Regions from separate parts of the Homo sapiens genome. Here all the other regions are linked to region 3. A link is a contact called in ENCODE Hi-C or POLR2A ChIA-PET data. All regions are on one chromosome and are shown on one strand. The core of a region is the stretch at or near the end of the contact, and the rest is flanking DNA. Distances in the headings are between cores, read along the strand shown. Region 1 has its middle 110 kb from the start of LINC02283. Region 2 has its middle 60 kb from the start of LINC02260. Region 3 has its middle 96 kb from the start of LINC02358.

Region 1 (3,567 bases), core at 514-3,013, 500 kb before region 3:
AAAAAGAAGAAGAAGATGATAATGTTTTATGGAGACTTTTTAGCATGAAGCTCTCTAATGTGCACAGCTAAAAGAGGAAAAACAACATCATCAAAAACAACAAAGGGATGCCCAACACCCAACCCCCAGAAATTCTGATTTAATTGGTTAGAGCGGAGCCAGGCATTAGGTGTTTTTTGTTTGCATTTTTGTTTTTATTATGGTAAAAAAAAACCCAACAACATACATGAAATATACCCTCTCAACAAATTTTTAAGTGTACAGTACAGTATTGTTAACTACATGCCCATTGTTATACATATCTGTTGTGCAAATCTCTAGAAATTTTTCATCTTGCATGACTGAAAGTCTATAATCATTGAACAGCAGCTCCCCATTTCTCTCCCTCACTAGTCCTTGGTATCACCATTCACATTTCTCCTTCCATGAGTTTGACTGCTTTAGTAGATACCTCATACACGTGGAATCATACAGTATTTGTCTTTCTGTGACTGGCCTATTTCACATATCATAATGTCCTCAAGTTCTTCTGTGTTGTAGCATGTGTCAGGATTTCCTTCTGTTTTAAAGCTGAATAATATTCCACTGGATGCACCCACCACATTTTCTTTATCCATTCATCAGTTGGTGGGCCTTTAGGTTGTTTCTACCTCTTAGCTATTGTGAGTAGTGTTGCAAGAAACATGGAGGACAAATATCTCTTCAAGATCCTGATTTCAGTTCTTTTGCATAAATACCCAGACATGGGAATGCTGGATCATATGGTAGCTCTATTTTTAATTTTTTGAGGAATCTCCATACCGTTTTTCATAGCAGCTGCTCTATCTTTTTTCCCCACCAACAGCGTACAAGGGTTCCAGTTTCTCCATTTCCTAACCAACATTTATTCTTTTCTTTCCTTCTGTTTCTTCTTTTCCTTTTTTTTCTTTTAATAGTGGCTGTCCACACCGGTGTCAGATGGTATTTTATTGTGGTTTTGATTTACATTTCTTTGATGATTACTGATGTTGAGCATCTTTTCATACACCTGTTGACCATTTGTATATTTTCTTTGGAGAAATGTCTATTCAAGTCATTTTCCCATTTTTAAATTAGGCTATTGATTTTTTTGCTATTAAATTGTATGAGTTTCTTACATATTTTCCATACTAACCCTTTATCAGATATATGGTTTGCAAATATTCTCTCCTATTCCACAGGTTGCCTTTTCACTCTGCTGATTGTTTCCTTTGCTGTGCAGAAACTTTTTAGTTCAATGCAGCCCCATTTGTCTACTTTTGCTTCTGTTTCCTGTGCTGTCGGTGTGATATTCAAGGGATCATAGGCATTAGGTGTTTTTATAAAGCTTCCCCAGATGACTCTATTGTGCAACCAGGACTTAGAACCATTTGTCAAAATTACACCTTGCTATGATGTAAAGCCTATGGTTCCATCTAGACATAAAAGTCCTCTCAGTAGAACAGCCCAGCAGCTGAACACATTTATAGTCTGTGTGGCATGGTGATCCCTACAGGGAGGAGTGTGTCTAAATTTCTGGATGGGATAGGAGTGGGGTAGTGAGAATGCAGCTGGAAAGAGCACATTCAATATTGTTAAATAATTTTATCTCCGAATAATAATTTTTTCATAACTTAAACTACAAAAAATAACAATCCACTGGAGTCACATTAGTTCAGAAAGTCTAGAATGTCAGCTCTCTGAGGACAGGGATATCTGTCTCTGTCCACTGCTGTATCTCCAGCCCCCGGACAGTGTCTGGCACATTGTAAGCACTCAAAATATATTTGTGGAAGTGGCTGAGCCGCAGATTGGCTGTGGTTCTGTCCACAGTGCCTGGAACTGTTATTTTCCTATTATTATCTAGCCTCTCAGCTCTTCCTCTTTCCTGCCAGCCTTGACTTCCCGTCTTAGCTCATAGGAAGCTGTGTCCAGCAGGCATCTTCCTTCTGTGAAGCTGTAAGGGCTGTATGCAACTGGGTCCCGAGTGCAATGTGTGTGGGGGGGGGGGGGGGAGGGCGGGGGGGCGTGGGGGACGGTCATTGGTTCATCCAGGAAATGTCCATTTACATACTAAAGTCTGATTGGTCTAGAAGAGTAGCTGAGCACAATCAGTCCTGTGTGTCCACAGACCAGGAAGCTTAATATAAGTTAAGTCCAACCATATTTAACAAAATATTATGTCACTGTAGTGATGGAGTGACGATCATAAAAGTGTTAAAATGAAAATATAAAGTATGCACTGTATTAAACTTCATCCCTTCATTGAAATCATTTTCACTTGTATTTTAACAATCTGCACACTATCAAATGACAGTCTGTTTCGAATATGCCTGATAAAATTTTAAAAAACCATTGACTTGTTTCTATAGCATAAATGTGAAAGCTTTCAGAAAGAAAAAGAAGAAATGGAATATGCATACAGTTTTTCATAATTTTTATTTTATCATTTTCGAGCACTCAGATGAGGATTTGGGAAAATCTTCATGTCACTCTTTTAATAAAGCCACAGTGAGCACTTCATGCTGCTTCCACTTCCCACACACAAACTTTCTAATTATAAAAGGACCTTTTCAGACTTATTCAGGGCATATAATCTTATTTGCAGCTCCTAATTGGAGGACTGTGTTTGTTGAAAAGAACAGAAGTCTTCAGTCATTTAGAATAAAGCTGGCCCATCAACCCCTGTGGGAAGAAAAGAACTATTTATTTTATCCGTTAATCCCAAATACAAACACAATAAAGCTGTCTTTTCTAATAGTGACCTATTTCATGTTAAATTGGGATAAAGCTAGCTTTGCTCAATAAGACTATTGTTGTCAACAAAAAAGTCAATCTTATTAGGATTCCCATTGAATAACTTCCAATAACTTATCTTTTAAAATGCTAAACCCAAATCCCAGTTGAATTCTCTACGTTGTCTGCAAATCGGGAAAGGAAATAACCTCAACCGGTGAGCCCCATCTAGTGTCAGGGAAGTAAATTGCTGGTCAGAAACCGGGTCTATAATTTTTTCTTATCTTTAATCTGATTTTTAAGATTCTTCTATTTGTGCCCAAACCCTTATGTTTTTGTTTCTTTCTGGGGTTTATTTGCCTATATTTTTATTTCTAAAACTAAACAACTTTCTATACCAAGCACATTTTTTCTTGATAACTTATAAAAATACAACATTGCTTAAAATTAGCCAGATTTCCCCATTGGTTTTATTTTAAAATATTAATTTTAAAACGTGGACAGTCATGTTCCTTGAATAGCATTACAGAGCACTCATGTACTAAACTATGTTTGATGTAAACAATATTATTCACTTATCAATTTTATTTTATCAAAAGACCCCAAAGGATCTTTCTTGATATGAGTTTTAGAGGAGCAAGACCGAGTCACAGAAAAATCCAATGGAACATCTAAGGACATTGAAGATTTCGAAGTCTACTTTCTTGGGCAACATCTACATTTGAGGATTGTATTGGCTTGGAGGTCAGTTTCTTTTAGCCAACTACATCAGAGCTTAAGTGCAGTGTGTCTGCCTTCCACGCTTCTGCATTTCTCGACTGTTAATAAACATGT
Region 2 (3,644 bases), core at 813-3,312, 390 kb before region 3:
AGCAGAGCTGCCTCTAGGCCTTTCAGCTTTACCTTTTATATACTTTGGTATAACTCATTACATCATCAGCCTTCTCATCACTGGGTCACTCTGCTATAAACTTCCCTATTAGCAAGCAGGAGGGAAGGAAAGGTGATTTTGTTGCAAGGAACATTCCCAGAGCAGAAAAACTAGGTAGGACATCACAGCAGCGCAATCTGATGGGTAAGCAAAGGTTAGGAAAGTGAATGATCTGACTCAACCAGGCCCAAGCTATGCCTGACAAGATTACGGGTCCTTACAGGTCCTGTCCTGCCTGAGTGTTTTTTCCTCTGCAGAAATCCTGCTAGGATTTTTCTACTTTGGGACCATACTTCATCTGACAACCTGCCTAGTAATGTAACTTTCATTTCTACCTTGTGACCTTCTCCTCCATTGACTAATTCCTCCGTTCTGTGGATCCGTGATTAGGGATGTTTGCTTATTCTTTCCCCACCAATACTCATGTCCTGGTCTGGGGTTCCTGTGGGCCCTTGCTTACTGGGTAATTGGTGGTTGATTCATGGATGTTTTCACCCTGAAACTTGTGATTCTCACATGACTCTGAACAAGAGCCAAGCTGAACTTGGGCCATGTATCATTTCCAGGTGGCCTTTTTGGCTCATTTCTTGCAGCTGCATGCTCTGGTAATTGAGCATGGGACAAACCTGATGGCTTCTGTCCTTGGAGCTGCCCTGATGACTGCTGTCCCCAAGGCAATCCCCTAATGACTTCATTCCCTGAGGCTGTCCCTGATTACTTCTGTCCCTGGGGTTGCTCCCAGAACTCTGCCTGATGCTGAGGAGTAAGCAGTCAGGCCATGAAATGACAGAATGGAAAAGCAGAAACTCTGAGCTGGAAGAGGAGTTTGTGGTAGGGTACTCGTACATCTCTGTCTAATATGGCATCACTTAAGTCTGTTATCCCAGTGTAATTATTAAGAACATATATTTAATCTCAAAACATCCCAGTGTGGATAATAAATTATATATGATCACCCTACTTTAGGGATCGTCTAGGCTAGTTTTTTTTTTCAAGTTTTTGTTTAGCCTTGAAGACCACTTCTTGAAAGGGATACTTACTCCTGATCTCTAATGTGTAAAACAAAAAAAGGGAGAGTTGTCCAGGCTGAAGGGGGCAGAGAAGGCTGAACCTCCCCTCTACCCTACCCTGACTTGCTGTGGCAGCCCTCCCTGCCAGCCAATGGAGGTCTTGGAGCTCAATGCATCCCTGGTGATACCGGCTACTTTAATCTTACACATGAGGGAACTGAGGTCCACGGAGAGGTTAAGGGACTATGTATGGCCACATTACTAGTTAGTGGAAGAGCCCAAGCTAGAACTCAGATATGCAGACTCCACTGTGATCTTGCCACCATGCCAAGTCTCCTTCCAGCTTGCCTAATGGTCTTAAAACTAAGTGGTGAAATGTCCGCTATTGTGCTAGTGCGCACTCTCTCTCTTTCGCTCTCTGTGCGTGTGTGTGTGTCTGTGTGTATGCATATAAATTTTAAATGATGTATTCTTTATACAATTTATGTAAAATTTTCATACTGATAAAAATAGTCATGATTTTAAAATTACCCAGTTCACCCTTGAGAAGTCAAAGTCCATAAAGCAACAATAGGGGAATAGCGTTGTGTTGAGATAACTTGCTGTGAATTGTACACGTATGATTAAAGTAAACAGTGCTTAGGGACAAACACCTTTTCTAGAGCCTATATCCTTGAAAATATTTGGATGAACTTCATTAATCCTGTCTAGCAGCTCTCAAAGTCAAACAGGAAGCAAACCCCAGGCTGTAGTATAAAATAAACACTGTCCCCCCCAGGACCTCCCGAGTGGACAGAGTCCTCCCTTTGTCTTAGCTCTTCTTCCGAAGCAACAGTTGGCAAATCTAAACTGAAACCGAGTTCTATCTTGAAAGCACACAGCTTCTCCAAGCCCCTGGTTGTTTAAATAGTTGTCCACCTTTCCTTCTGCCTTCTGCTTCCACCTGCCCTCAGCTGGGACTCAGCCAGGCAGTGTCAACTTGAACCCTGGGCAGGAAAAGCAGATACCAAATGCAAATCAGACAGCAATGCAACCATTTTTTATGGCCCAGGAAAGGCCAACAGGAGGCAAGGTCACGTAGAAGGCAGCCTGCTGGTGGCAGCTTCCTGCTGAGGGCAGGGTTTTGCTATTTTATTTTAACCTTGTTTCAGTTTGATCCAAGCACTGTGTCTCAAGGAAACAAGCACCTGTAACTGTGGCCCACACAAACCAATTTTCCCCAATCAGAAAGCAATCATTTCCGTCTCCTGGTGTTGAAAAAAAACCGCCAGATACAGGCAGGGCAGGGTATGGGCTTGCCCTTGTCCTTCTTACCTGCTGACTCAGAGGATTTGCATAGCTGGGCTTCTGAGGAAACACCCAAATCCATCAGTGCAAGAGTTTGGGGTATTTATGCAAAGCATATGTCCCCTGTTCTGAGGCAGAGACTCAAGGGTTTGATAGAAACAATAGAGTAGAAATGAAATCTAACATTTGTGAAGCCCTTTCTCTGGGTTCAGTTATCCAATTCAAGCCTCACAAAAACCTCATCAGGTGGAAACTATGATTATCCCCATTTCAGAGATGAGCAAACAGGGCTTGATAAAGACTAAATGACTTCAGCCACTCAGCAAGGCAGTGGTGGAGTGAGGGAAGTTCAGACTGAGAGCCTGCCCCTGAAAACAACCAAACCCAGTCATACTGAGAAACATCCAGGCTAGTCTTCCCAAACTTCAGGGCTCATTCAGATCACGTGGGGCTTTCGTCAAAATGCATGTTCTCATTCAGGAGCTCCAGGGCTGTGCCAGAAACCCTGCAATTCTAAGCAGCTCCCAAATAATGTCAATGCTGCTACTGGTCCGTGAAGGATCTAGGGAAGAAATCAGCAGACTTTTTTTCTGGAAAGGGTGAGATAGTAAATATTTTAAGCTTTGAGGGCCACATCCAGCCTCTGTTACATGTTCTTTCTCCCTTTCTTCCTTCTCTTCCCTTCTTTTCCTTTCATTCTCCATCATTTGGAATGTAAAACCACCCTTAGCTGTTGGCTCGTGGGTGCATTTGGCCAGAGCAGTGATTTGCTCTTCCTTGCCCTGGGACAGTGTAGATAGAGAAGTTGCCATGCCAATGGGCTCAGGTGGGTACCCTTTCCCAACAGCAGCTATGAGATTCAGTCCTACTGTTTTCAATTAGGTATGCTTTTCTCAGGACAGTAAGATGCCATATAGGCTGTCTCCCCAGTGACCAGTCTGAGTTACAGGTAAGAGGGGGGCTGACTTACCCCAGAAAGTATGCATTGGGGTAGTGAGGGGTCTGGGTTCCAAGTTGTGCAAGAAAGCACTGGAGGAGGACTGGGACAGCCGAGGGAAGGGGGAGCCTGCTATGCACACAGTGAACACTTTACCTATTGGGGCGGTAGGTTGTTGAGGGGCTCCTGTGACAGGTGGGAGGTCAAACTCAAAAACCCGTTCAACTCCAAGAGTTCAAGATCCTGTGATCCTTGCATGCAAGGCTAATCTAATGTTGTCCTGAGATAACGTGCACATGCGTGATCTGATTCTCCTCAAGCTGATCAGCAACCGCATCTCAGCAGCTGCC
Region 3 (3,707 bases), core at 863-3,362:
AGGTCAGGAGTTCGAGACCAGCCTGGCCAACATGGTGAAACCTCGTCTCTCCTAAAAATACAAAAATTAGCCAGGCATGGTGGCGGGTGCCTGTAATCCCAGCTACTAAAGAGGTACAAGCAGGAGAATTGCTTGAACCCGAGAGGTGGAGGTTGCAGTGAGCCGAGATCACACCACTGCACTCCAGCCTGGACGACAGAGTGAGACTCCATCTCGAAAAAAAAAAAACAAAAACTAATGCTGGAAAAACACCAATTCTCTGTATGACTGAATAAATGGAGACATCACTGACCTGAAAGATCATGTGGGAGAACATAAGAATCTTAAAATGTGAAAGAATTAGGAAATTATCTAGCTCTTACCAAGCACTGGGCAGATGAGAAGTTGAAGACCCGGAAAAGTTAATTTGGCTTGAAATTTTACCCTTATATTTCTAGTTGATATTAAGGATAATATTAATTATTTTTAAGATTCCCTAATTTTATTTTGTTGCTATTATTTGAAAGAATTGAACTGGCTTTGGACATCTATTATTCTTTTCATAGAGACTTTGAGCTTTATGACATTTATTGCAAAGAGCTTCAGCCAGCGATAACATCAAACAGGAACATACTCTGTATTTGTTTTGTAGTGGCTGTACCCCGCTGCTGGCTCAGAGGAAGGTGCAGCCTTCAGAGCGTGGATTCTGGAGCCAGAATGGCTGAATTTGAATTCTGACCCTGGAACTTTCTAGCAATGTAACTATATGCAAGTTATTCTCTTCATACCTCAATTTTCCATCTGATAATTGGGTATAATGATAGTATTTACCTCATAAAGTTGCTGTGAGAATGAAAAGAGTTAATATTTATGAAACATTTAGAACGGTGCATGTTAGTATAAGTCTAACATGAATTTTGTGTTTTTTTAAGATATTAAGCTTGCAGTTAACCAAACTCTCGCATGTCTTTCAAGTATGTGGCTGCCAATTTATTCTCTCCCAATCTCAAGTTGTGCCATTGATTTCATTTTTAGAGCCCAAAGGTAAGACTTTGAGTATCCCTTTGGTGGTGCTGGCTCAGCATCACTTTCATTTTCCTTCACTCTCTGCACCCCACCCACCTACCCACCCACCCATTTCCTGGTGCAGGTGCTAACAAGAGAGTTGGAAACAGAAGGGAAAGAAGTCTGCTGCAAACTAAGCGTGCAGTGTGCAGTCATTGAGATTTGACTGCATCTTAACATTGGCACTCAACCAAATTTAAGTGGCTCTAAGTACTTTTAAATTAGGCATATAGTTAAAATTTGACAAGCACATAAACTTAATAGCTGATTTCCAGGCAAAATTACTACCAAAACTGATTTTAACTGCCAGTAAAATAAGCCCAGGGGGTTGTTATTCAAGGTAGCCCAGTAAAATGAAATAAGGATCAGGACAATGGGAACAGTTGTGAAGATGACAAAACTGTCATGTCTACAGGTGGAACTAAGTGTCTGCCCTGTTAATGGATATAGACACAATTCAGGGAAGCAAGCCATCCAAATGCATCACTTGAATCCTGTTTGGTTGTTCTGACGTAGAAGAAGAAAAGAAAGAGAATCAATTGAGGAAATGTAAGATGCAGAACTACAAAAATAAACTTGCCGTCCCTGACATCTGTGTTTATAAATGCACTATATTAAACAGCAGAGATTTTCCCCATCGTTAGCCAACACCAAGATGGCGTCTTGCAGGCTTTGTTTTTTCTTCACCCCTAATCGTAAGGGCTTTCTTTACTCTCTCTTTGCTTCCAGCTTTTGTCTTATTCTCCCCATAAAGAGTTGGCAGAGCATGGCTGGGCAATTTCAGAAACATGGTTTATAAGTGACTTGCTCTATTATTTTGCTATTAAAAGTGAGTCTGTGCTAACTATTCTTTGATGAAGAAGCAGTCCCTTCCAGCCCCCAGGTGGAGATTTTCCCTATCAATAACGCCAGAACAAGTTTGAATCAAAGAAATGACACATACAGTGGCCAGATGTTTGGAGAATAAGAAAGGGAGCTAAGTTCACACAATTGTTCTGCCTTCTTGCTTTCCGCTGAGGTTCTTTCCTGTGAGCTGTAGGACTCATTAACAGACAGCTCTGCTCTGGGCATGCACACCGACAGCCTCAGCCTAGCCCTTCAGCGAGAGGCTGCTAACAGGCGGCCTTCCTTTTCCTGTGCAGCTGGTGTTTGCAGAAGGACATGATTTGAAAGTTGATTTATTTACCCTGTCTTTGAAAAAAAATGAATGGACATAGATGTCTGTTTGTTAAAACAATTAATAAACTCTAATAATATGATTAGAATTTAACAGAAAAACATCGTTGGCTTGCAGGTGGAAATCCAAGGTCTTCAACTTTTAGGATGTTCATCATGTAGCTGTCTCACTCAGAACAAGATAAGATGACGTGTTTGGTCTTTAAAAACAAAACAGTCAGGAGATCGAGACCATCCCGGCTAAAACGGTGAAACCCCGTCTCTACTAAAAATACAAAAAATTAGCCGGGCGTAGTGGCGGGCGCCTGTAGTCCCAGCTACTTGGGAGGCTGAGGCAGGAGAATGGCGTGAACCCGGGAGGCGGAGCTTGCAGTGAGCCGAGATCCCGCCACTGCACTCCAGCCTGGGCGACAGAGCGAGACTCCGTCTCAAAAAAAAAAAAAAAAAACAAAACAAAACAAAAAAACAGCTGATCAGTTCTTGTTTTTTACTCTACAGCCTTTGAGTCATGAATGAAGAAAATCACTTTCACTTGTGGGAGCCAGTGGGCTCCAGTTCGTGTTGTCTCTGTTGTCCGTGGAGACTTTGAAGATGTTTATATGCACCTCAACTATCAAGAGGAAGAGAACATGCCAGAAAGGGCCTCTTCCTCTTGGGCTAGCTCCTCCTCTCAAGTCCCTTCAAAAAGTCAGTGTGTCTGAGACACAATAGACACAGCTTAAATAAAGTGAAGAGGGATAGGCCGTAGAAGAAGTAGTTTCTGTCTTTAAAAAATGTATTCATTATTTTGGGGAATAATATAAACCTGAACACCAATTTAAAAAACTTTAAAGGACTATTCAGTGAAAAATCATTCTCTCTCCCACCCTCACTCCCCATCAGCCACCATGTTCCCAAACCAGAGGCAACTGCCATTATATTTCTAGAGTATTCTTCCAGAGACATCCTATGTAGATATAAACATTCATACATACACATATATATGCTTTTAAAATATGCAAATGATGTACAATACACATTGTTCTGCACTTTGCTTTTTTTTTTTCATTTAACAATACATCAGACAAAGATGTTTTTTCTGCTCAAAGTGCCATCAAGAGAGAAAAGTCATTCTTCAGTTCAATGATCTGCATCTGTTTCTGGCTTATTGTATTGACAACAAACAAAATGCAAGTCAAATTCTATTGCAGCCATAGGTAATCTCGGCCTGGAGAAATGTGAATCCTCTTTAAAACCTTACAACTCTGAATAACAGGAAGTGTGGAGTGCATAGAGGAGAAAGGGAAGGATGAATTATGCTTAATAGAACGTTTTATGGAACTGACAGTTGAGCCGAGAGACATTTTGGATGCCATCTTGCAAAATGATTCCTTGCCTAGCTCTAGTAAGTAGAATGCAAAGTTATTGGCTATAATAGCATAATTTTTGCTAGTTAAGGATCTCTATAGGTGGCATAGTGTCAATATTCTGGATATGACATGAGGGAG

The links. Hi-C counts contacts between places; a loop is a spot of excess contacts on that map. ChIA-PET counts read pairs that join two places held with the same protein, here RNA polymerase II (POLR2A). Pooled maps may share reads with other maps.
Region 1: a loop to region 3 is called in a map of cardiac septum, with 2.3 times the contacts of the local background. The contact joins two enhancer-like sites. A Hi-C loop is called at or near these places in 5 of 168 maps with a recorded cell type or tissue (cardiac septum, endothelial cell of umbilical vein, heart left ventricle and 1 more) and 1 of 50 pooled maps. POLR2A ChIA-PET finds 5 or more read pairs at or near these places in 1 of 52 experiments (endothelial cell of umbilical vein).
Region 2: a loop to region 3 is called in a pooled map, with 6 times the contacts of the local background. The contact joins two enhancer-like sites. A Hi-C loop is called at or near these places in 1 of 168 maps with a recorded cell type or tissue (cardiac septum) and 6 of 50 pooled maps.

Annotation. Positions count from the first base shown.
Region 1 is chr4:54,438,083-54,441,649 of GRCh38, forward strand. No RefSeq gene overlaps it. Among named protein-coding and RNA genes, the nearest start is that of LINC02283, 110 kb to the left of the region's middle. Within about 2 kb of position 1,764, at least 7 of the 41 ENCODE cell types and tissues checked have a DNase peak (open chromatin) inside an H3K27ac peak, as active enhancers do; they include heart right ventricle, where a contact is called at or near this core.
Region 2 is chr4:54,545,634-54,549,277 of GRCh38, forward strand. No RefSeq gene overlaps it. Among named protein-coding and RNA genes, the nearest start is that of LINC02260, 60 kb to the right of the region's middle. Within about 2 kb of position 2,063, at least 2 of the 41 ENCODE cell types and tissues checked have a DNase peak (open chromatin) inside an H3K27ac peak, as active enhancers do.
Region 3 is chr4:54,940,084-54,943,790 of GRCh38, forward strand. No RefSeq gene overlaps it. Among named protein-coding and RNA genes, the nearest start is that of LINC02358, 96 kb to the left of the region's middle. Within about 2 kb of position 2,113, at least 9 of the 41 ENCODE cell types and tissues checked have a DNase peak (open chromatin) inside an H3K27ac peak, as active enhancers do; they include heart right ventricle, where a contact is called at or near this core.